Linked DNA regions of Homo sapiens: all the other regions are linked to region 3. The links are chromatin contacts, found by Hi-C in ENCODE. All regions are on one chromosome and are shown on one strand. Each heading gives the region's core, a stretch centred on a gene start or an enhancer-like site at or near the end of the contact. The rest is flanking DNA. Distances are from core to core; before and after follow the strand shown.

Region 1 (6,033 bases), core at 3,060-5,559, 1.3 Mb after region 3:
TCTGAATTCAGTTTTCCTGACTCCTACAAGTCAACATGGCCTTTGTAGGCTGAAAAAAAAGGGAACAAAGACAAAAAAAGGAAAGAAAAAAAAATGGGCTCCAAGCCCAGTTCTGCCAGATACTAGAGAGTTGAGTGACCAGAGGCAAGTGACCCAAGTGTTCTGAGCCTCATATACCTCATCTGTAAAATGGGAAAAAGAGGGATAACAGGCCAGGCGTGGAGGCTCACACCTGTTATCCCAGCACTTTGGGAGGCCAAGGTGGGCAGATCACTTGAGGTCACGAGTTCGAGACCAGCCTGGCCAACGTGGTAAAACCCCGTCTCTACCAAAAATACAAAAATTAGCCGGGCATGGTGGCGGGCGCCTATAATCCCAGCTACTTGGGAGGCTGAAGCAGGAGAATCGCTTGAACCCAGGAGGCAGAGGTTGCAGTGAGCCGAGATCATGCCACTGCACTCCAGCCTGGGCGACAGAGTAAGACTCTGTCTCAAAAAAAAAAAAAAAAAAAAAAAGGGATAACCAAATGGCAGGCCTTTTGTGGGGATTAAATGAGATAACGGGTATAAAATAACTACCACTGGGCTTGGGACAGAGTAGCCACAGAGTAAATCAGAATTCCTTCCTCCGTAGGGAGGCCTGAATGTGGGGTACTGTGAAGGTGACAGAGGTGAGTAAAATCCTGCCCCTACCTTCGGGGAGCACACAGTCTAGTAAAAGAGATAAGACACACATGCAACTAACTTTAGCTTAACTCAGGATGGGCAGCCTGTGGCCCGAATAGTCCAGGCGTCGTGAGATTTGGTCAAACTAAGGCGAGAAGGAAACACACTCCCTCTGCTTCGCTTGAGGATCTTCACACATGCCGTTCCTTCTCTTCAGGACGCTCCTTCCATCCTCGTCAGCTGCCTACTTCTCAAACACCAATGTGTTCTTTATTTATTTATTTATTTGAGACAAGGTCTCGCTCTGTCGCCCAGGCTGGAGTGCAGTGGCGCGATCATAGTTCACTGCAGCCTTGACCTCCTGGGCTCAAGCGATCCTCTCGCCTCAGACTCCCAAAGTGCCTGGATTACAGGTGTGAGCCACCGCGCCTGGCCCAACATGTTCTTTAATACAGTTCCCCACTACCCAGGACACCTCTATCACCAGATTTATCAAAGGTGTGCATAGACTTCTGCCCGACCACACTGGGCTCCCACAGAAGGCAAAGGGCAGTTCACACCAAAGTCCACCCCCAGCTCAGGGCCCGATACAGTAAAGGAAATCAGGAAAAGTTTACTGAGCAAATGGATAGGCTGGGTAAGCCAGGGAGCTCTTCTCCCTGTGAAATTAAAGTGGGCCTGAAGATCATGCAAGTCTGATTTCCACTGGTTTTGGGAATTTCCCTTTGTTTCCCCAGAGGACCACTGCTCTGATGGGATCTCCCTGGGGCATGGGGCTAGGGTCAGGTCACACAGGAACACTCCTGAGTTCTTCCCTGTCAGTCTACCTCTCTGAAGAACTGTCAGAAGAACACCTTCCCTGCCTTCCCCTTCCTACCCTGGAGTGTTCTGTGAGAAAGGCTACTCTGAGATAGAAAATAGGGCCCATGTTTGTCTCCAGTCCTCTTGGAGGTGAAGAGACCTGAAGGGTAAGGGGGTGTGGAGGTTGTGAAGGCGGGAAGGGGGGTAGCCCCTTCACCAATGTAAACAAGGATGTGGGTTCTGCGGCCACACTCTCCCCCGCCCTCCCCAGCGGCATTTCCAGCAAGTCACATGTCCTGCGCACAGGCTGGGGGCCCCCTGCTGCTGCCTTTCTTAGAAGCCAGGACCACAGAGCCCGCACAGTGAGCTACTTGGGGAGCTATTTCTGTAGACTGAGCTTGGGGTACTGGGAGGCAGTGCTGTTGGCAGCTGCAGTAAACAGGAACAAAGATGAGAATGAAGGGGTTAAATAGGGGTTGGCTGGCCAGGCTCAGAGAGATAGGCTGAGGTGCTGGAGAAAGCCCATCTCCTATGGAAAGGTCAACGGTCATTTCCAGGCCTGGGAGTTCTATCTTCAAGAGCTAGATGCCAGATGCAGGAAAATGGGGAAAGAGAGGAGACTGTGGAACAGGGAAGGGATCTGGGGGAAAACCCCCTGAGGGTCCCATTTCTCTGCCACTGACCCCTTTGCCTGGCAGAAAGGCTCTGCTGCCTCCTAGCTGTGTAGCAATGGATAAGGCCTTTAACCTCTCTAAGCTGAAATGTCCTCATGCATAAGGTGGAGACAGTAACTCCTCTTCCATCTGCTGGGTGTTGTCAAAACTACACAGGAGGTTTGCCAAGCACCTAAGGCACAGTAGGTGGTCAAGAAACAGGAACACAATTTGTCATGACGACAATGATTCCTTCATATGCTAGTTACCCACGAGTCAGCCAGAATGTTGCCATAACCACTTATGAAGCCCTTCCTCATTTCTGTTGCAATTCCTCAGCCAGAGGAAAGCCCCAAATGCAGACCTAGGATGCATGTCCTCTCCTGGCTCTCTACCTTTAGCGAAACCAAAGGTCCACAAGTCTACCTCTAGGCCGTTAGTTCTAACAAAACTTCAGCAGTTAAATTAATATCGAATTAACAATACAGGCTTCATAAAACAGGGTCCTAAAGTATGGACGAGTTATGACACTTCTTTACTTATCTGTAAAATGTAAAATACCACCTTCTCTCCTCAATCCTATGATGGCACTGATAGGTGATATGGTATAACATGTACCTAATCACAGCTTTTGAGGGGGGAAACACACCACACTGATTATAAGGTATACCCTAAGTTTGGAATCATTAACGTGGAAGAAAATATACATCTCCAAACCAAGGAAAACAGCAATAGTACTACCCCAACAAGGGAGAATAGAAGGATTTCTCCAATAATATAAGGCAGGAAAAGCATCTAAGCACAGAGCTAAACACATAGGAAGTACTCAACAAGAATTCATTTTTGGCCAGGTGTGGTGGCTCACGCCTGTAATCCCAGCAATTTGGGAGGCCGACGCAGGTGGATCACCTGAGGTCAGGAGTTCAAGACCAGCCGAGCCAACATGGTGAAACCCTATCTCTACTAAAAATACAAAAAATTAGCCAGGCAGGGTGGTGGATGCCTGTAATCCCAGCTATTTGGGAGGCTGAGGCAGAAAAATCGCTTGAACCCGGGAGGTGGAGGTTGCAATGAGCCAAGATCACACCACTGCACTACAGCCTAGGCAACAAGAGCGAAACTCTGTCTCAAAAAAAAAAAAAAGAATTCGTTTTTCTGACTTTCCTAGCTCCACCTCTGTCCTCCAGAAAGCCCTCCTCTTCCCAGAAGGCTGGCACACAGGGCTGGGGGCCAGGCTTGACTTCCCTGTGGAGGGGTCTGAGGTTGGGGGGATGACCTGCAGAGGTAGGGGAATTCAGAGAACTTGTTTTGATAGAAACTGAAACTCCTCCTCTTGCTGACGCTGCACTTGTGGGCAATCTGCACCTGTTCTCCCCTCCCAGAGGCCAGCTGGAAGGGGGTCCCCCACCATTCTACCTCTGTTCCCATCTCAAACAGGGCTCAGAAATCCTCAGTACAATACTACAATTGGTCCCACACCAAAGACTTTTCACACTCCAACTCATTCTATCCTTACCAAAACACTCTTACTTTACCCAGGAGACACAGAAATGTGGCAAAGCTTGCCTGGGATCACAGATTTAGGGGGAGTGAAGGGGAGGCCAGGCTCTCAAAGGGTAACTGCTGGCCCCAGCTGATATTACCACCTTCACCCCAATCCAGCCACCATCTTAGTCACCTTACTCCCTGGGGCAGGACCTGATCTTGTGTGCCTCAGTTTCCACACCAGCACAAGCAGGAATCAGCTAGAACCCAGGAAAGGCATGGGAGAGGGCAGAGATTATAGATATCAGGGGCTGCATCTCTCCCTAGGGCCACAGAGGCCAATATGAACCTTACCCTCCCCATACACACCCCACTTCTTTCCTTTTTCTGGACACACAGAGACACCAGTATAGAAATGCACATGTGTATACACATACAGCAGAGACTGCCAAAGATGCTCCCTGAGGCCAAATGCTCACCCAACAAATCCCACAACAGAGAACTATCACATTCAATGAGTAGATGCCCTTGCCACTTCAGGAAAGACTGAAGATGTGAGGCTCTATAAACTGAGGGACCCCCTACCCCACCAACCTCCTTCCTGGCCTCTGGCAGGGTAGGTGGAGGGCAGGGGAAATAACCAAGAGCTCTAACAGACTAGCCTCAACCTCTCTCCTCTGTTGCCCGGGGGAAGTCCTTATGTAACTAATGTAATGTAACCAATAATGTACCCAGATTTATGTTAAGAAGCAAGACATGAGAGCCTGGATTATCTTCCTATAGGGTCCTACCATTTGCTTTAGAGACATCTGAGAACTGCCTACTCCCCAGGTAGCTGCCTGCCTCCCAGAAGAGCCACAGCAAGTTCCGCTAAGGGCAAAAAAGGAAGCTAGGTGTCTACAGGGAACCTAAAAACAAACCACACTAACGTGTGTACACACAGCTGCAGAGGGAGACAGGGACCTGGTCTGCTCCCCACTACCCTCCTGGTCCAGTGGGAACCCTGGCCCCACTGAGAACCAATCTCCTGAGGAGATGAGCCAGGACAAAGGTCTCACTTGCCTGTCAAGCAGCTGTGGTGTGACCTGGTCTGTAGCCCCAACTACCCCAACTAGCATACCCTCAGTGGGAGAGACAGAACTCATCCCACTGGATAGTCTGGTTCCTGAGATGTGTGCTCCTCTGCTCAAGGATTCCCACTGCAAGGATGAGAAACCTGAAGGATACACGGGAGAGGCTGAAGGAAGCTGGTGTACAGGAAATGGCCCGTGGGAATCTTCTTTCTGTGGCCTGGTTCAACCTCAAATACCAATGTTCTGACACTGGTTGTATGACCTAGATAGGGTAGGGTCTTGGCTTTCTCTTGAGGCCTCAGTTTCCCCATTTATAAAACAATCAAAATTGATCTCAGATCCATCCCTCCTAGTGCTGATGTTCCAAGACCAAAAGGCCCAGAAGAGTGGGCCTAGCTAATGTTTCTGGGCCTCATCGTGGTAACATGCACAGCCCTTGCCACTCCCCCATGGCCCATGTAGAAACAACCATGTGGCCTTCACTCTGCCCACAGAAGCTAGCACCAGGACCCTGGTCAGGGTTAGAGGTTTCTGCTGAGTCAAAGCCACATGGAGGGAGGGAGCAAGGGAGAGATGCAGAGTCATGTTTCCAGGAGGAGGTTATCTGAGCATAACAGGGACAGGGTGGGCCACAGGATACCTCTGAGGCTCAGGTTCCCACCTCCACTCCACCCAAGCCTTCAATGATGCTCATGAATCCCCAATAAGAGGAGGTGGGAGAGAACTGAGCGCAAGCAATGGATATTGCTTAACTCAGGGGAACCAATGGCAGGCAGGCAGCTACCTGGGGAGTAGGCAATTCTCAGAAGTCTCTAAAGCAAATGGTAGGACCCTATAGGAAGATAATCCAGGGGAACAGAAGGCAGAAAGCCACCTGCCTCAAGACTCCCAACAACAGAGGGCCACGTGCTCCTACTTGGAGGAGGTAAGGTCCAGAGAAGTCAAGGAACACAGCCAAGGTCATCCAGCCAGTTGACAACCAAGCTAAGAAGCTAAGGATCCTAGGATCATAAAAAGAATGTGTCCTGGCCGGATGCGGTGGCTCATGCCTATAATCCCAACACTTTGGGAGGCCAAAGCGGGTGGATCACAAAGTCAGGAGTTTGAGACCAGCCTGACCAACATGGTGAAACCCCATCTCTGCTAAAAACACAAAAATTAACCAGGTGTGGTGGTGCACGCCTGTAATCCTAGCTACTCAGGAGGCTGAGGCAGAAGAATCACTTGAACCCGGGAGGCAGAGGTTGCAGTGAGCCGAGATCACGCCACTGCACATTCCAGCCTGGGCGACAGAGGGAGACTCCATCTCAAAAAAAAAAAAAAAAAAAAAAAAAAAAAAAAAAAAAAGAATGCGTG
Region 2 (6,055 bases), core at 845-3,344, 1.6 Mb after region 3:
TGAGGAGGAAGGCATGACAGGGTTGCAAGCAGAGGAGAAACACAAACCGTGTTAGGATTTAACAGGAAGCCCCTGAATGCTGAGTGTACAATGGGGTCTAGGGCCTGAATGTGGAAGCAGGGGACCAGCAAGGAGCTGGCTACTGCAGTAGTCTAGGTGACTGGTGATAGTGCTGGCAGTGGAGGTGGTGAGAAGAGGATGGATTTGGTAAATATTTTTAATAGACAGCCAAAAGGATTTGTTGAAGACTGAGAGTCTTGGAGCCAGATCGGGACAGACAATGCCCAAACCAGGTGGGCAGGAAGGAGTCCCTGGACTATTTGCCAGCTTGAACTTTTAGGTGAGAAAAAAATAAAGTTCTGTCTTGCTTAAGCCCCCATTATTTTATGATTTTTCTGTTACTTGCAGCTGAACATATTCATTTCTAACTCATGGACATCCTGAACATGGAGACCTGGGGAGAGGGGCTGCTGGAAGGATCACCTCCCTCCTAGGATGCTGTGAGGTTCTAATGAGATAACAGCATGCTCAGAACCTGGCACTCAGTAGGTGTTCAGTAAATCTTCCCAGGATGGAGAAGGAATGTATGAATGGATGTGTTCAGCGGACAAAAGCTGCAGTTGAGTTCCCACAGAAGGTGAGACCCCAAAGGGAGAGCGAAAGGAGTTTACTAGATGGAAGCAGCAGAAGGAACAGCACTCTTGGGAGAGGGAACAGTAGAAGCAGAGATGGGGGGACAGAAAGAAGGGAGGTGAGGCCCCTGTGGGGTGTGGAGTGTCAGGTTGGGCAAGAAGGACAGGGCTTTGATTGTGATTCCATTAGTCAGAAGCTACCCATATGCCCAATCAACTTCTGGTAGCACACAGTCAGGTCAGTGTTTGCTGAGCTGAAATTTAAAAAAGTGAATCCTTCAGAAAGTTAAATTTCCTATTCGGCCATTCATTCAACAATAGTATCAAGTCCTGGAGAGTGCTTGCGGCTAACAATCAGGGGCATTCTTGGCTTGTGGCACTGCTCAAGAAAAGGTTGTAGTTGGGCAGGGAGGACCCAGTAAGTAACTAACTGCAACAGGACAGTCATTTTCACTTTCCTAGTTCACACACCAAGGTGTGGTCTAGGCCTTCAGGGGCTCTGGGTATTCCTGGGGCAATGGGGAGTCACGGAGGGTTAGGGAGAGGGTAACCCCATCCCTGAGAAGCACATTTTTCCTAATGGCTGCCTGCGTTCTATGGTTCTGCTGTCCGGCCACCCAATACCTCAGACTCTGTCTACACAGCGTCCTCCTCTCCAGCCTCCTTATTGGCTACTCATGCCTCCCTTCACACCACCTACACTGCCCCCGTCGGCTCTGCTTTTTTCCCCATCTTGCCTCCAAGTCCTCCCTCCGTCCCGCTGCACTATCTAGCCTCGGCATTGGCTCATCCCATACTAGTACTGTCCTTTGAGGTCTCTACGCCTTCACCCTGGCTCCCTCATTGGCTATCCGCCAGCTCTCGTCCTCGCTCCCGCCTTCAGCCTCCACCTCCATTGGCTCGGCTCCCTACACACCCGCCTCTTGGTCTCCTTTTAGCCTTCGTATTGGCTAGCTCCACCTTGGCACCACCCCTTCGAAGCCGCAGTGCACGCTCACAAGCCTCCCCATTGGCTCGCTGCAGCCATTGTCGTCATCCCACGCGTGGCTCTCCATTGGCTGTTCTCTCTCTCTAGCTACCGTTCCACCGCCTACGCAACCCGCGGGATCTCCCACTTTTTGGGCCTCTGCGTTCGTTCCCGGCTGCCCTCATCGCCTGTAGCCATTCCACTTTTCCCACCGCCCACATGCCTCTCTCGCTCAGACTTCCGCATTAGCTGTCTGCTTCTGTTTTCTTCATCATGGATTTCGCACCACCCCCATTCCGGCCTCTCCATTGATTCCTCGATCATCCCGCCCCCTACACCGCCCACTCCCGGGCATCCCCATTGGCTGCGTGCTTCTCCGGCTCTCAATTCGCTGTACGTCATCCGTGCATGGCTGCCCATTGGCCCTCTGCAATACTTGTCTTCATCTCACCGCCTATGCCCCCGTGAGCCGTACCCCTCCGCGCTGGCCTTCCCATTGGCTGCCCGCCCCTTCAGGCCCTGCCCCCGCCGGTCCCGCCGCCGGTGCCGTCGGTGCCGCCGCCGCCGCCGATATGGCGCGTACGGCCCCTGTGGAGCCCCCGCTGCGGCATTCCGCGCCCCCCTCGCCGGCCGCGGGTGAGCCCCGCACCTCGGTCGAGGCGGCGGTGGCCCCGCGGAGGGTGCTGTTCGCCGACGAGGCCTTGGGGCTGCCGCTGGCGCAGTTGCGCCGCTACCGGCCGTGGGGCGGGCCCGGGGCGGGCAAGATGGCGGCGGCGGCCGGGCAAGATGGCGGCGGCGGCGGCGGGGCCGACGAGGACGACGATGGCGAGGATGGGGATGAAGGGGAGGAGGAAGAGGAGGCTTGCCCCGAGCCCTCACCGCTGTGCCCCGTCCCCGCTGGCGGGGGGTTTTACCTGGTCCCCACATTTTCGCTGCCGCCCGCGCCGGGCCGTCTGGAGCGCTTGGGGCGCGTCATGGTGGAGCTGGAGGCGCTGCTGCCGCCTCCCGGAGCGGTCCCCGGGGGTGCCGGGGTGTGGGTGCCTGGGGGCCGCCCGCCGGTGCTGCGCGGGTTGGTACGCGTGCTGAACCGCTCCTTCGAGAAGGCGGTGCACGTGCGGGCCTCACACGACGGCTGGGCTTCCTTTTGCGACCACCCAGCGCGCTACGTCCCGCGCAGCCCGCCGTGGGCAGGAGCGGGAGGAACAGGAGCAGGAGATCCCATCCTGGATCCGGGGCTCGGCCTGGGTCCCGGCCAGGCATCCGCCTCCTCGCCCGACGACGGCGGCCGCACCGACCGCTTTGCCTTCCAGCTGCCCTTTGCTGAGGGCGCGGGCGATGGGGCGCGCCTCGACTTCGTGGTGCGCTATGAGACCCCTGAGGGCACTTTCTGGGCCAACAACCACGGCCGCAACTACACAGTCCTGCTCCGGATCGCACCCGCTCCCACACCCACTGATGCCGAAGGGCTGCCCCAGCAGCAGCAGCTGCCGCAGCTGGAGCCACAGCCCGAGTGCCAGGGTCCCGTGGAGGCTGAGGCCAGGCAGCTGAAGAGCTGCATGAAGCCGGTGAGGCGCAGGTAATGTCAGCCAGCGCCACCTCCGCCAACGCAGGGCTGTGTCTGGGATGGAGGACAAGCATTCCGGCCCAGGAACCCCTCAGGCCTGCTCTCCAGGACAGGGAGGAGGGTGCATTGAGTCAGTCAGTCAAAGAGTGATGGAGGTCAAACACGTGCTAGGCACTGTTTTAACTGGGGTTTTATTCCTCCATTTATTGAGTTCCACTGTAAAGCCCTGAACAAGACAGACATCTACCCTACCCTCAAGGATTCATACAGGCTCCTATGGGAGACAGTTTGAAAAAACAAGCAAGCAAGCAGATAGGATAAATAGGGACAAAGTTAGCTGCTGAAGGGAGTAAGGGGATAGATTGGGAGGGAATGACTGTGTCAGACATGCTGTTAAAGGGAGGGCCTTTGAGGAGGTGAGTCCCGAATGATGATAAAGAAGAGTTATGCAGATACGGTGGGGAGGTGGGGGAGAGTTTGTAGGAAAAGGAACAGGGAGGACTTTTCTGAGGAGGTTTCATTTAAACTAAGTCCTGGATGATGAATAACAGTTATGTGCATATATGGAACAAGGGTGTTCTAGGTAGAGGAAACAGCAAGTGCAAAGGTCCTGGGGTGGAAATGAGCTTGGTGTGAATGATCAGCAGTGTGCTGGAGTGGAGAGAACTGCAATGACATAGTGTGGACCAAGGGCTTTGCCAGTGGGGGGTAGAGCAGATTCTCTTTCTGACAGAGCAGGAAACCAGGATTCCAGAGGTGGAGAAACTGGTTGAGGCAGTGATGGCACCTGGCTCTTCCAGTTCACCCATGCCTGACCTTGAAGCCTGTGCACTCTACTGTTAACGCTGTAATCTACTTTTGAGTCCTGTGGAGGCGAGGGGCTGAGCCCATGCTCTCACAAGAAAGCAGTGGCTCTAGCAGAGAGACAGAACCAGATGGGTACTGGACTTGAAGTTTTTGTCCCTTGTTTTTTTGCCACACCACCTGTGATCATTTAGGGACAGGGAGAAATAATCAGTTATACCCCAGGGGGCCCCAGAAGATTTCCCTAGGTTTCCTCTATCAAGCTATGAGTTCTTTAAGGGCAGCAGCTAGTCCTGATTCTTTTTGCGGTCACCTAAGTCTGGCCCAGGATCACTAGATTCTCCCTAAAATGTATACATTTCCCTGTTCCTGGGAGGACTGGGAATGGAAATGGGAAAATGCTTTTTGGACCTTGTATGTATACGCTTGGTCAGAAGCCCCTGGCTGCAGTAAGACATTTGTGGGTTCTGCTGGTTCTGGTAAGGCCTTAGGCTGTGAGTGGTTCAGAAAGGTCTAGCTCCGGTCTGGTGGGCAGATGTGCCTGGGTAACTGAGCAGGCAGGCAGGTACCCACTCACCCACCTGTGAGCCCCACCATAATCTGAGACTTCATTTAAAGGGGGCAGGCAGCATGGTTTTTCTTACAGCATTAAGAGTGTGGATTCTGGCATAGATTGCCTGGGTTCAAATCCTGGCGCTGCCACTTACTGGCCTTGTGACCTTGGCCAACGCATTTAACTACACCATGCCTCAGGACCCTCACCTGTAAAACAGAATTATAGCATCTACTTTACGGGATAAGAGTAAAGGTGCTCAGAACCGAGTCTGGCTCAAAGTAGTATCATACAGGTGTTAGCTAGTGTCAGTATTTAGGGAGCCACACCTACAGTTTCCTGGATTCCTCTCCTAAATTCGGCTCCGCCCATCAGCTGTGTGGCCTTGCCTCCGTTTCCTTCTCTGCTAAGGGAAATGACAGTCACTTTGCATGGTTGGATTGAATGCAGCAAACATGGGCAAGGTAACTGAAGCATGGTGGTAACTGCAAAAGATAACTGGCCAGCATTTACTGATTTCTGTGCTATGAACATCAGATCCATTCTCTCCGTGAGGCCTGCTGTGCATGCTGTGTTGTGTAGGTGCTATGATTATCCCCATTTAGTAGAGGGGAGACAGGTAGCTCAGAGAGATGAGCCAGCTTGCTCAAAGCCTCTCAGCTAGTGAGTGACAGGGCCAGGGAAGAAATGCTAGGGACATTTATTTTTTTCTATTTTTTTTTTTTAAACTGGTCCTCTAGAAAGCGTGGCATGATTCAGGGCAAATTCTGGATTTCACTCTTGGTGTTCCCAGCATGTCGTGCTTTCCTTTTACCTTTTTTTTTTTTTTTGCTTTATCGAGGTATACCTACATAAAGTGTACTGATATTCTGTGTATAGCCCAGTGGATTTGTACATATGTATGCACTTGTGTAGCCACCACCCAGATGAAGATACTGAGCAGGTCCAGTACCCCAGAGCTACCTTCATTTCTATCACTTTCCCAAGCTGTCATCCCCGCCGGCTGTCATGGGAACCCTGTCTGTAAGATGCGACAGTTTGGGTAAAGGAGTTTGGTCATTTTAAAGAGTGTGAAAGGCAGAGAACAGAGAAATCAAAACCTTGCAGGGCCAAGGTGGGTGGAGAGGGTGTTTTTCTTTTAACATACATGGGCGGTTTTAAGGAGAAATTGAAGCAGCCTGTTCAGACAATTGTTTTGGTATCTGGCCCCAGGTCTGTGGTTCCTAACATGACTTGTGATATTATTTTAAGTGGGCAGATGGCTTTTTGATAGCTTCTTTATCTTTCGATCTCAGCTCTTGCAAAGGGGAGGTTGGTGCTCATTGCAAGATCAGCGATAAGGGTTTCTTTGTAGGTCGGTGGCTTTCTTGGTGAGTACATTTCAACATATTATTGTTTTAGAACCTGTGTGCTGCCAGTGACTTGCAGCACTGTTGAAGACTAGCCACCCTTTGTGACCTAGCCCTCTTGGGAAATGGCGGAGGATCTCAGGGTATATCCCTTACCTGTGGGAGCCCTATCAGAGGGCTTCCTGT
Region 3 (6,598 bases), core at 1,080-3,579:
CTGGGACTATAAGTGCACACCCCTGTGCCCAGCTACACACCACAGTTTTGTGAACACATTCTTTCAATGCAACAACACAGTCCTTATTCACATATACAACTAGCACTCTTAGAAACAGCTTTTATACCTATGCCTTTACAGAGCATATTACGTACCTCAGTCTTGTGAACACATCCTTTTGAAAAGGAGGAAAACCCTTACTCATATATAAACTGGCATTCTTAGAAACATCTTTCATACATGTATCTTTTTATACTGCATTCCACACACCACAGTGTGGTAAACATCCTTTGGGGGTTGGTATTTGAACAGAGTGCTGAAAGGAACCATGCAGAGATCTGGGGGTGGTGTTCAAGGCACAAAGAACAGCCAATGCAAAGGCCCTGAGGCTGGCCCATGCCTGCTATGTTTGAGGAGCTGTGTGGTGGAACCAGTGTGGTTGGAGCACAGTAAGGGGGTGGGAAGGTATAGGCGGTAATGCTAGAAAGGTTACTTGTTTTACCATTAATTCACAGTTAATATTTATTTACACTGGAAGGGATTCTAGTTCTGATCCCCCATTTCACAAATGAAGAAAAAGGCACAGAGAGGAAGTGGTTAAATCACTCATCTAAGGTCACACAGCTGCTGGGATTGGGGGGTGGGTGGGTGCTGAGAGAAGGTGAGGAATGAAGACTGCTCTGCAGGCAGAGGGAACAGCAAGAACAAAAGCTTGGAGGTGAGAACTAATTTGGTTTTTAAGGACTGAGGCCTCACGTGGGGTGGGATGAGATCTAAGAGGGGAGCCTCAAAAATTATCCTGTGTCCTGAGTACTTCCTGGGCCACCTTTGAGTAAGGAATTTAACCTCCCTATGGCCCAATTCCCTCACTACCTATCTCATGGGGTTGTGGTGAGGATTAAAGGAACTCATTCATATGAAACACTCTGCCTGATATACGGCAGGTGCTCAATAAACGCTAGCTCCTATTGGCATTACTATCATCACTGGCGCTAATGTATTCACTTATTGTAGTGAGGCAGAACGTCTTTGTGGTTACGAGTGTGACCAGGCTGACCCACTATTAAGAGGTGGAGGACAGGGAAGGCCGTACAGTGCTCCATCACAAGGAAAAGAGGATCAGCACGTTCTCTTCTGGGAAGGGAAAAAAAAAGAGAAGGAAATTGAAAGTACACGGCCGATCTTCCCCCAATTACAAAGCACTGGACTCACGGGAGGGTATGCGGGGGACTGTGCAAGCATACAGGGGTGTGGGGGAGGAAGGCCAATGAACAGATCCACTGCAAAGGGAGGGGTGATGAGGCTCATCGTCTGAGGGGAAGGGGAGCAGAAAACCTTACAGACTCCTGCACCACAGTGAGAGGAGAGAAAAGCCATCACACAGACTGATTCAAAGCAGAGAGGGAAAAGGCTATGGACTGAGCTACTGAAAATAGGGAGATGTAAAGCACTAAACTAACCCACTATTAAAAAGGAGAGAACCCCAAGCGCTAGAGCGACAGTCTACGAAAAAGAGGAGACAGGGCAATGGACTGATAGCTAAAGGGACGTGAATCCAAACATGAAGACTGATCCACTATAAAATGGTGGTGGTGGTGGTGGGGGGGGGGGGTGGTTTTGAAAAAAGCCATGGACTGATGCATTGGGGGACTGGAGGAGGCAGGAATACAAACTCAGGTAGACTCACTGTTAAAGAGGGATGCGGAGGAGTGCGGCGCCACGGATTGATTCGCTACGATGTACAGGAAGGGTGGAATAAATAAGGCCACGGACGGGTCTCCTGAAAGTTGAGGCTAGGAGAAATCCAAACACTCAGATACACCTACTATTAAGGGGGCTGAACACTGTCACAGGCTAGCTCCCTATAAGTGGGGGTGGGTGGGGGGCGGGTGGGGGTAGGGGTAGGGGGAAAGCCTATGGACGAGTCCACCCTAAGTTGGCGTGGGGAAAAACATAAGCACGCAGACCGATCCATTATACAACGGGAGGGGGAGGTTAGGCCACGGTCAGATCCACTATAAGGGACGAAGGGCTTGAGCAATGCCACACGCAGGTCCACCAGCCGTGGTGGTGGCGGCGGGGAGTCGAACACCAGCAGGCCACCGGCCAAGCCACATCCTCTGCGCGGGGGCGGGAAGGATACGTGGGGTCACGGACTGGGCCCTCCACCCTCCAGGCCCAGAGCTCACCTGTGTGTAGCGTGGCGGTGGCGTTGGCAATGTTGGCAGCTCCGGGGGGCGGGGGCTCCATACGCGGCCCCACCGCCCCCCAGGCCTGGGTTCCGAGGCGGCGGTGGAGGTGGTGGTGGCGGTGGCGGCGGCAGCACCTAGAAGCCGCCCCTGCGTTTCCCTACAGCTCACGTGGGCCCGAGGAGGAGGAGCCCAATGTCCCGCCGCTCGCTGATTGGCCAAAGCGCTATTAATCGGCCGCAAGGCCTCGAGGGGTTGGGGGACGGGCCCTTCCCTACAGAGCTGTGCCGTGATTGGCGTAAGGGGAAATGATGGAACGCTCACGGCCCCTGGAGTCCCGAGGAGGCGCGTTCGGCCTTCACGGTGCTCCACGCCGATTGGCTCAAGGACTGACGGACTGTGAGCAACTGAAAAGGCTCGGGGCCTGTGTCGGGGGGGCGGGGGTCTGCCTCACACTGATTGGCTTACATGGGATTGATGGAAGACAGCCCCCAAGGACGGGGGTGGGTGGCCCTGTTTTTCTCTGATTGGCGGACGAGGGACTTCTAGACCCCTGCCAAAACACCAAGGGGGCGGTGTCGCACGCCATGCTGCTCAGCGGAAGCAGGGCTTGTATAGAAATGGGCGTAGCAGCCGGCGGGAGTGGGTCGGACTGGGCTCCGCGTAGGCGGGCAGGGCAGCTCTACGGTTAGACAAGACCATAGAGCTGGGTAAAGACGAATTTAGAACACAGCGGAGGTAGGAGGGCAGGATGGCTGTCAGGCACACGAAAGAGCATTGAGTGGCAGAAACGAAATGCTTTCAGAGGGCAGGGTTGAACTGCGGCCAGAGTTAAAAAGGGGAGGAACCTGGCTCTGCATTGATTGGCGGTGGCTGGACTCAACCTAGAATAGGGGCCCGACTAGGGAGAGCGGGATCCAGGTCTGTGCCCATTGGAAGCTGGAACACTTACAAGCAGGGGCTAAGACAAGGTAGGGCTGAGTTAGGGTTTGGGTGTAATTTGGGGTACCTGGGGAATGATTGGGTGTGTGAAAGCGTAAACCTTAGGGCCCTTTGATTGTTGTGGGAATGAACAAACCTCCACCATGAATTGGCCCATTCTCTATGGCAATTCAAAGGGTGGCGTCTAGGAAAAGGAATGGAAGAAAGGGTGAGGTGGGGGGCCCAGGTTGCCAAGATGACAGAAGAGAGGGCAGTGCATAAGGTCAACTGGCAAATACTGCCAGGCAACAGGCTGGAGGCAGGACTGCTGGGGCATTTTGGAGGTTCCACAGAGAGACTGGATCTCTGGGTCTCTCAGTAACTTTGTGCCCTAGGAACAGGCCCCCGTGGCAACTAGCAGGGTTTATGGGGAAAAAGAAGGGCCATGTGACTCAAAGGCATTCAGGCTCTTTAATGTCTGAGGATGGGGGGAAGAAGTCAATGGTGAGGCTTCTCTGGGAAATTCTGCAGGCCTTGTAGTTCTCTAAGCCCCTGAAAAAGAGGACAGAAGAGATTGAACAAAGACTGGGTCTGGGTTACGCCCCCAGGCTTGCTCTGACCTCCCTCCCTTGACTCCAGTTTAGAGGGAAAGATGGTCCTTCCCTTCTTTCGCTCTCTTCCTTCTTCAGGTCACCACCCTAAACACAGAGTCTGGTAGTGGGGTGAGCTGCTCTCACCTCTAGCAACATGTGGATATGGGCTTTGATATTCATGGAGTCCTTGGTGAGGCTGTTGCTGAGCCTAGAGAAAAGAAACAAGAAAGGGCAAAATGGGCCCCACATGATTATGATGACCCTTCCTTATCACTTCAAGATCTACTTATATCCTGGATGATTTCCACCTGGCTCATTCCTATGTGGAAATGCCAAGCCACCATCTGGTTTTCACTGATTCAAAGATTATTAAATGCCTACTGTATGCCAGGCAATTTTAGGCACTGGGAGATAGCAGCAAACACAACAAACAAAACTCCCGGCCTGATGGACTTCAAATTCTTGTAAAGAAAGACATAACAAAAAACCAATGGAATAAAAGCTATGTGTCAGATGGTTCTAACTACAATAACAAAAATTAAAAATGAGAGACAATAAGGAGTACAGGAGTGGGGGGCTGCAATTTTAAAGAGGGCTCAGGGATGGCTTCACGGAGAAGCATTTGAGTAAAGACTTAAAGACAGTGAATTTTGAGTAGTGTGGCTATATGGAGGATGTGTTCCACACACAAGGGGCAGCAAACACAAAGGCACTGAGGTGGGAGTGTGCCTGGCATGTTTGAGGTGCAGCAAAGAGGCCACTCTGGCTGGAGAAGAATAAGTGAAGGGGGAATGTAAGAGGTGAGGTCAGAGAGGTAATGAGGGAGACAAACTGTGTGAAGCCTACAAGGCCATGGTAAGGACCCTGGCTTTGACCTTAAGTGAGATGGGAGCCAAGGGAAGGTTGCAGCAGAGGAAGGAGGTTGAATTACATGAACCAGTCAGTTGACTCCTTTTCTCTAAGCCAGTTTGGATCAGATCTCGCCCAAAAGAATCCTAATTGATATAAAGGGTCAAGGAAGGCCTTTCTCAAGAATGAAGAATGAGAAGGAATCGAAGAATGCCTAATGGTTAAGCAGTAGGAAGGCCTTTTCCACAAAAAGGACAAGAGGCAACAAAGAGCTGTTTGAGAAGCAGTGAGGTCAGAGTGTTAGAAATTGAGTGGGGAGGGAAAGTGGCCTAAGACAAGGTCCAAGAGATAGGAAGAGGTTAGATCACACAGGGTCTTAATATAATAAGGAATGTGGATTTTATTGTGCTGTCAATGTAGGAGTCAGTTTGAGGGGTAAATGAAACTAAATACTGTTGGAAAAGCAGAGAGCAATAAGATAGGATGTTAAATTGGAAAAAAAAGTAGTATGAACCCATGTATATACCAATATCTCCCACATTTTTATTTCTAGCCCAGAACTCTCTCCTGAACTTGACTAGTTTTAATGACATCTTCTAAAAATCCACTTCAGTGTTTAATAAGTGCCTCATACTTAACAGGTTCCAGACTAAATTCCTGACCTTCCCCTCCAAATCTACTCCTCCCCTAACTTCTCCATCTCAGATAATGGCAACTCCATCCCTCCAGTTGCTCAGCCAAAAACCTGGGCTCCTCTCTCTCACACTTCACATCCAGTCAGCCATTCTTCTTAAAATCATGACTGTTCCATTGCAGGTAATGCTTCTGATCTCCATGATATGCTTTCTCCATAGCACTGTCAACATCTGACATACTACATCATTCATTTGTTTATTGTTTGTCTCCCCTGACTAGAATGTCAGCTGTATGAGGGCAGATTTTGTTTTTTTTTGTTTCCTGCTCTATCCCCAGGGACCAGAACAGTGTGTGGCACAGAGGAGGCACCCAACGTATGTTGAATGAATAAGTGACTACTCCATTAAAAGGAACCTGAGGTTGGCTGAGTGTATGTTTAGGGACAGGAAATAAATGAAGTATGGGTGTTGTTGCCAGAGAGCAAGAATACTTTCAAGAATATTCTGGGGGTAATGCTTAAAGAACAGAAGAATGAACCTGATCAGCTCCTAAGGGACAATTTTAACATCAAAAAAGAGAACAAAATTAGTTAATGGTGTAAGCTTACCTTATGAAAACCTATGAGTTCAACACTTTAAAAGGGAGAAAAATACAGAGTTCACCAAATGCTAGCTGTAACACAAAAGGGATATGTTTATTACTGCTGATTTATTTTTATTTGCTATGTGAGAAGCAAATTACTACTGATTTAGTATGTAAGGCAGTGTGAATAGTCATATGGTTATGCTTTTTTTTTTTTTTTTGAGATGGAGTCTCACTGTGTCGCCCAGGCTGGAGTGCAGTGGCGTGATCTCGGCTCACTGCAACCTCCACCCTCCGAGTTCAAGCGATTCTCCTGCCTCAGCCTCCTAAGTAGCTGGGATTACAGGCGCCTGCCACCGTTCCCGGCTAATTTTTTGTATTTTTAGTAGAGACGGGGTTTCACTATCTTGGACAGGCTGGTCTTGAACTCCTGACCTCGTGATCCACCCACCTCGGCCTCCCAAAGTGCTGGGATTACAGGTGTGAGCCACCGCGCCCGGCCGTTAGGCTGTTTCTTCTATAATTACATGTCTATTCATGAGATGTGGATGTGTACTCCTTTCTGTGTCATCAGGAAAGAATATAGAGATTTCATCCCTTCCACTTCCCAAACAAAGAAATATACTAAGAACAGGAAGAACTGACACTTTTGATCACATAAAATGACCAGAAAGTTAGTTCAAAGTATATCCCAAGTAACCAAATATTTTTAAAGGACAGCCAGCTACATAGACTCAAATCTTCATCTCTTAGAAAAATTAAACTTCTAGACAGTCCTACTAATTACAATAAAGCAGTAAGACTCAACCATATTTTTCATCACACTAA
Region 4 (6,034 bases), core at 1,872-4,371, 1.2 Mb after region 3:
CGCCTCCCAGATTCTCCTGCCTCAGCCTCCTGAGTAGCTGGGATTACAGGTGTATTAGCCCGGCTAATTTTTGTAGTTTTGGTAAAGATGGGATTTCACCATGTTGGCCAAGCTGGTCTCAAATTCCTGACCTCAAATTATCTGCCCACCTAGGCCTCCCAAAGTGCTGAGATTACAGGCGTGAGCCACCACGCCTGGCCAGTAATTTTTTTTTTTTTTTTTTGAGACAGGATCTCACTCTATTACCCAGGATGGAGTACAGTGGCACAATCTCGGCTCACTGCAACCTCTGCCTCCCCTCCCAGGCTCAAGCGATCCTCACACCTCAGCCTCCCGAGTAGCTGGGACTACAGATGCACACCACCACACCCAGCTAATTTTTGTGTTTTTTATTGAGATGGGGTTTTGTAATGTTGCCCAGCTGGTCTCAAACTCCTGAGCTCAAGCAATCTGCCCTCCTCTGCCTCCCAAAGTGCTGGGATTACAAGTGTGAGCCATTCTGCCTGGCCAATAATAATCTCTTGACCGAAATCTAGACACCTGATCTCACTGTCTATATGAACACAAGCTCTGAACCTATACAGAAACACCTGTGACCCAGTACTGGCCCACCTGATCTCTTTGTAGGAAGCTGTCATAACATAGGTCTAAGAAGCCCCATCCTGGCCACGAATGGTGGCTCACACCTGTAATCCCAGCACTTTGGGAAGCTGAAGCAGGCAGATTGCTTGAGTCCAGGAGTTTGAGACCAGCTTGGGCAACATGGCGAGACCCCATCTCTATAAAGAAAAAAAAATTAGGCAGGCATGGTGGCATGCACTTGTAGTCCCAGCTACTTGGGAGGCTGAGGTAGGAAGACAGCTTGAGCCCAAGAGGTTGAAGCAGCAGTGAGCCGTGTTCACACCACTGCACTCCAGCCTAGGCAACAGAGTGAGACCCTGTCCCCTGTATCAAAAAACAAAAACAAAAAAACAAAAAAACAAAACCTTAATCCTTAACTTGCACAGGAACAGGAACCCATAGTCTGGAGCTCTCTAGAAACCCCTGCTTGATTCAGTAAAGGTACAATATAGAAACCATAGGAATCCCTGTCCTCATTCTGTCCAGGAACATTTGGAATGACCCACCAGAGGTACACTAGAAGTGACCTGACCCTGCCCATGAATCCCTGTCCTCACACACCTCACACAAAAGGAATACCTCTCCTTAGGAAAAAAGGCCCCTACCCTCAATCCTGCAAAAGAATACCAGCCAGATAGAGACCAAGGCCTGACACTACAGCACAGATCGGCAAACTATGGCATTCAAGCCAAAGCCAGACTGTGGGCTGTTTTACATTTTTAAAGGGTTGTTTTTTAAAAAGAGAAAAAAAGAAAAATGCCACTGAGACCGTATGTGGCCTGCAAAGCCTAAGATGTTTACTCTCTGTCCCTTTATAAAGTTTGCTGACCCCTGCTCTTCAGAAACCTCTCTTCTGATCCAACAGAAAAATGGGCCTTGACCCTTTGCAAGACTCCCTACTCTATCAGGCTGCAGGTATCAGAACTCTAGAATTTTTTTGTAGTGTGTTATCATTGTATGTGTTTTCTTTGGTGAGTGTAGGGGTTTAAAGGTCTTAGGTCTGCAACTCTTTTGCGCTGAGACAAAAGATAGGTTCACGTAGGAGGGGTGAGAGGGAAGAGGCGGCAGGACATCTTCAAGAGGATCAGAGGGCAAAGCTACTGGGCGGTGAGACCGTCAATCTGTCAGTCTGATGCAGAACCCCCGGACTGCTTATCTCTCCGGTCCCAGCTTATAGCCCGGTAGGAAATGGTGGAGAATGAGACAGGGAGATTAGGAGGACAAACCGGCCTCCTGCAGAGCTGACATTTAGACATGGAGTGGGAGTTGCGGGGGAGAGGGGGTGCCTAGGGACAGCTCCCCAGACGCACACACACTTTCTATTACTGCTTGGGAGCAGTGGTTACCCGTTGGAGGGGGCAGATAGGGAGAGCTGCTGCCCATGAGAACTCCCATCCTCAAGGCCATTCTGGCCCTGGGCACTATTATTATCACAACTTTCCAGATGAGGAAACGGAGCACAGAACTGTTCAGCAACTTGCCCAAAGTCACATGGTTAAGTCCCGTAACCTCAGTTTCCTTATCTGCAAAGCAGCCTTAATAATGGGAACTACCTCATAGAATTGTGGTTTACAACGATGCCTGTCACATAATACTTGCTATCATTACCATTCCCTGCCCCCACTAAGACTCCTTCCACTCAGAATATTGCGGCAGAATATTAATAGCTAATATTCGGCCAGTGTTTCCTGTGTACCACCATAGTGAATATTAACTCGGAAAATCCTCACATTTAGCATCGTCACCACGCCTATTTTGGCCGCCACCACCAACGTCCAGTGGCAACCTCGCTCTCGGCCCAGCCACAACCAGCCCGCCCGCGCTACGTCATCACGGCGCGTCGCGCGGGAAGTCGCGGGGAAAAGGTAAGATGCCCCTTCCTAATTCCCTCGCTTCCTTGCTTGCTCTCCAGACACCGCCGACCCGAAGGGCTCCTAAGTGACTGGACAGGGACGGAGGGGCGGCGGCTATGGCATCCGGGACGACAGCGACGATAGCCGAGGCAAGAAAAAGCTTGCACCGCAGCCCTGTCGGGAACCGCCGGCGCCTGCCTTTTACGTAGGCGCAGCACAGCTGGCGTAGCACGCCGACGCACCGCCCCGTCGCCTGTGAGCTCGCGGTGTGGCTCAGCCCAGCTGGCGTAGCACGCCGACGCACCGCCCCGCCGCTTGTGAGCTCGCGAGAGGTGTGGCTCGCGCGAGGGGCGCGGCCTTGAGGCACGGTCCCCTCTGGAGGCGGGATCTGGGCGGGCAGTCGAGAGACGAGGCCCAATGGAAAAGAAAAGCCTGAGCGCTCGCGTCCCCACAGGTCGCCAGAAACTTGGTGGAGCGAGCCAAGGGCGGAGTTTGAGAAAGGGGCTGCGTCCAATGAGTGGAGCGGTGAGTACAGCGCGTCGACGGCGGAGGCGGGAAGGGGGCGGAGGCCGACCGAAGGCGGCTAGGGACTGGCTGAAGAGGGTTAGCGAAACGTTAGCGGTCGGGTCTGGGCAGGGGGTGGAGCTGGTTGAAGGAACGGGGCAGTCCCCTGAGGAGCGGGGCTGGTTGAAACGCTAGGGGCGGGATCTGGCGGAGTGGAAGGTACCGGTCCGGCCCGATAAGGGGTGGAGTTAAGTGAATCGTTAAGGGTGGAGTCGAAACCGGGGTCGGGGCCGGGGCCGGCTGAGTGAAAGGGTGGGTGATTATCCCGGGAGATAGGCCGAAAGGGCAGGTTCGTGAAGGAATGGGGTCTGGGCTGGGCTTAGAGGGTCTGGGAATGGGGCTTAGGAGAGTAGAAGGGGCGGTGATTGGTTGGAAAGGGCAGGCCCTAAGACGGACTGTGTGAGCCCGGGGGCTCATTGCTCCGTGAAAGGGCAAGACCAGGGAAAGAGAATCGTGTAAAAGGGGTGGAGTCTAGCGGGCCGGGCGGGGCCGGGTAGAATGGCCACCTGAGTGGAGGGAGAAGGCCTGAGAGAGGCGGAGTTTGGAAGGCTGTGGAGAATCAGATCGCGTAAGGAATGGAATCTAATAGAGGGGGCGGAGCCTGGAAAAGGGCAGAGAGGTGGGGTCCTCAGGGCACACTAGCCCCCTCACATACCCACGCTCCTCCCCCCACCCCCAGAACCGCGGCAGGGGCCAAGCCTCCTCAACTATGACCTCAACCGGCCAGGATTCCACCACAACCAGGCAGCGAAGAAGTAGGCAGAACCCCCAGTCGCCCCCTCAGGACTCCAGTGTCACTTCGGTGAGGCCCTAGACCCGCCCTGATGAGGGGGAGAGGGAGCAAGTTGGTCATGCCCTGGACTCTGACCCTTCTCTCTGATTCACAGAAGCGAAATATTAAAAAGGGAGCCGTTCCCCGCTCTATCCCCAATCTAGCGGAGGTAAAGAAGAAAGGCAAAATGAAGAAGCTCGGCCAAGCAATGGAAGAAGACCTAATCGTGGGACTGCAAGGGATGGTGAGCAGGGCCTGGCTGCAGTTTAGCCTCGTATGACAATCAAAACCCAAAGGTTCCCCACCCTGGACAGTTCCCTCTGACTCAGGGCCTAAAATGGATCTGTGTCTCCTTTTTTTTTTCCTCTGCAGGATCTGAACCTTGAGGCTGAAGCACTGGCTGGCACTGGCTTGGTGTTGGATGAGCAGTTAAATGAATTCCATTGCCTCTGGGATGACAGGTGAGGCTGGGTCCTCCAGGCTGTCTCCAAACCACAAAAATACACACACTTAGAGCCCATTAGCAAGAATAAATCTTTTCTTACCCCAGCCTGGATACTGGAAGCAGATGATTTGGGGAGGTAGGGCTCACACTTGAAAGGGTTCTTTTATGTAGCTAACAAACATTTATTGAGTGCCTATTGTGTGCCAAGAGTTGGTGATACAAATGTACCAAACAACAGACAGGGGTCCTTCTCTAGGAGCGGATTGATGAGTAGGAGGGCAGATCATTAAACAGCCAACAGCAGTATGAGGTGTTTAATGAAGACAGACTTAAGACCAGGGGATTCAAGGGTGTATAATAGAGGATCCTAAACTAGTATCCGGGCTTCCCAGAAGCCTTTATAGAGGAAGAGACGTTTGTACTGAAACAGAAGGATGAAACCTCCCGTTTGCTTTACTTTTCAAAAAGAATCAGCAAATCCTTTTGGCTATATGTTCAAAATATATTCACCATCTGACCTCTCCTCACCACCTCCACTGCCACCATCATCATCACTCACCTAGACTTGCAGAGGCCTCCTCCCTGGTCCCCTACTTCCAACCTCACCTCTATTATCTGTTCATGCAGCAACCTAAAAAAATATGTATGAGTTGATGTCTTTGTTAAAATACTTTAAGGAGGCCAGGCATGGTGGCTCACGCCTATAATCCCAGCACTTTGGGGGGGCCAAGGCAGGTGGATCACTTGAGGTCAGGAGTTCGAGACCGGTCTGACCAACGCGATGAAACACTGTCTCTACTAAAAATACAAAAATTAGTTGGGCGTGGTGGCACACACCTGTAATCCTAGCTACTTGGGAGGCTGAGGCAGGAGAATCGCTTGATCTGGGAGGCGGAGGTTGCAGTGAGCCGAGATTGTGCCATTGCACCCCAGCCTGGGCAACAAGAGCAAAACTCTGTCTCAAAAAGTAAAAATAAAAAAAAAAAAAGTACTTTAAGGGCAAACTGTTGCCCTCAAGGTAAAGTCCAAATTTTTCATCCTGGCCTCAAAGGTTCCACATGATCTGGCTCCACATCACTTTGTGACCTCATCAGCCAATCCTTCTCGCCCACACTACTCCCCTTGTTCTTCCAACATGCCAGGCACCCTCTTGCCTCTGGTCTGTACCCTGACCAACCCCTTTCCCAGAGATTCTTTTCGGTCTTCTACTCTTCCAGCTGCCTTTCACATCCCAATGAGACTTTCTCAGAGAAGGTTTTGCCTGGCCAAACCCTACCCCAATACCTGATCTTATTTTCCTAGCCCATGACATTGTTTGCTAATTATCATACTTGTGTGTTTACCAATTAATATCTATATCCCTTATCCCAACCTAAGACTAACTTACTATGGGAAAAAGACTTCTTTTATGGAATACCTATTTACCATCTATTGAGGAGCTAGGGATACAGCAGTAAACAAAACAAACAAAAGCCTGTGTCTTCAGGGTAAAGGGGGAAGACAGACAATAAATAAACAAAAAGTAAATGATGCACTGTGGTAGAAAGAGCAGTGTTATGAAGAAGCAGTAAAGGGAGGATAGTAGGAGAAAGTACAGTGGAGGAGACTTCAATTTTAAATAGGCTGGTCAGGGAAGGCCTCACTATTTGAGCAGGGATCTGAAGAGGTGAAGGAGTAAGTCATGGAGACAGTTGGAGGAAGAGTATTCTAGGCGGGGGTGGGGGGGCCAGCTAGAGTAAAGTTCTAGGGCTGGCTGAAGAGTATTTGGTTCAACTGAGA

What was found. Hi-C counts contacts between places; a loop is a spot of excess contacts on that map. Pooled maps may share reads with other maps.
Region 1: a map with no recorded cell type shows a loop between it and region 3 (5-fold over the local background). The contact joins the enhancer-like site here to the promoter of ELK1 in region 3. A Hi-C loop is called at or near these places in 2 of 37 single-sample maps with no recorded cell type and 7 of 50 pooled maps.
Region 2: a loop to region 3 is called in a map of naive thymus-derived CD4-positive, alpha-beta T cell, with 8 times the contacts of the local background. The contact joins the promoter of PPP1R3F here to the promoter of ELK1 in region 3. A Hi-C loop is called at or near these places in 3 of 168 maps with a recorded cell type or tissue (B cell, endothelial cell of umbilical vein and naive thymus-derived CD4-positive, alpha-beta T cell), 4 of 37 single-sample maps with no recorded cell type and 10 of 50 pooled maps.
Region 4: a pooled map shows a loop between it and region 3 (21-fold over the local background). The contact joins the promoter of HDAC6 here to the promoter of ELK1 in region 3. A Hi-C loop is called at or near these places in 6 of 37 single-sample maps with no recorded cell type and 15 of 50 pooled maps.

The regions. Positions count from the first base shown.
Region 1 is chrX:48,935,447-48,941,479 of GRCh38, forward strand. All of the region lies in intron 2 of OTUD5 (OTU deubiquitinase 5), which reads right to left. Among named protein-coding and RNA genes, the nearest start is that of OTUD5, 19 kb to the right of the region's middle. RefSeq lists enhancers at 1,514-2,287, 3,169-3,668, 3,679-3,728, 4,859-5,118 and cis regulatory regions at 4,683-5,833, 5,008-5,508, 5,923-6,033. Within about 2 kb of position 4,310, at least 6 of the 41 ENCODE cell types and tissues checked have a DNase peak (open chromatin) inside an H3K27ac peak, as active enhancers do.
Region 2 is chrX:49,267,699-49,273,753 of GRCh38, forward strand. PPP1R3F (protein phosphatase 1 regulatory subunit 3F) reads left to right here and starts at 2,095. Exons shown (of 4, transcript NM_033215.5): 1 at 2,095-3,175. The coding sequence starts at 2,172. RefSeq lists enhancers at 1,184-1,683, 1,381-1,430 and a silencer at 2,131-2,370.
Region 3 is chrX:47,648,234-47,654,831 of GRCh38, forward strand. ELK1 (ETS transcription factor ELK1) reads right to left here and starts at 2,330. Exons shown (of 7, transcript NM_001114123.3): 1 at 2,190-2,330; 2 at 1,688-1,793. It overlaps UXT (ubiquitously expressed prefoldin like chaperone), which reads right to left. Exons shown (of 7, transcript NM_004182.4): 6 at 3,848-3,911; 7 at 3,563-3,662. The coding sequence ends at 3,609. RefSeq lists a cis regulatory region at 1,793-2,773 and a silencer at 2,105-2,514.
Region 4 is chrX:48,798,946-48,804,979 of GRCh38, forward strand. It overlaps HDAC6 (histone deacetylase 6), which reads left to right and starts at 3,122. Exons shown (of 29, transcript NM_006044.4): 1 at 3,122-3,197; 2 at 3,718-3,840; 3 at 3,926-4,054; 4 at 4,183-4,271. The coding sequence starts at 3,748. RefSeq lists cis regulatory regions at 1,473-1,973, 1,676-1,722 and enhancers at 1,481-2,312, 2,434-2,703, 2,550-3,063, 3,694-3,773.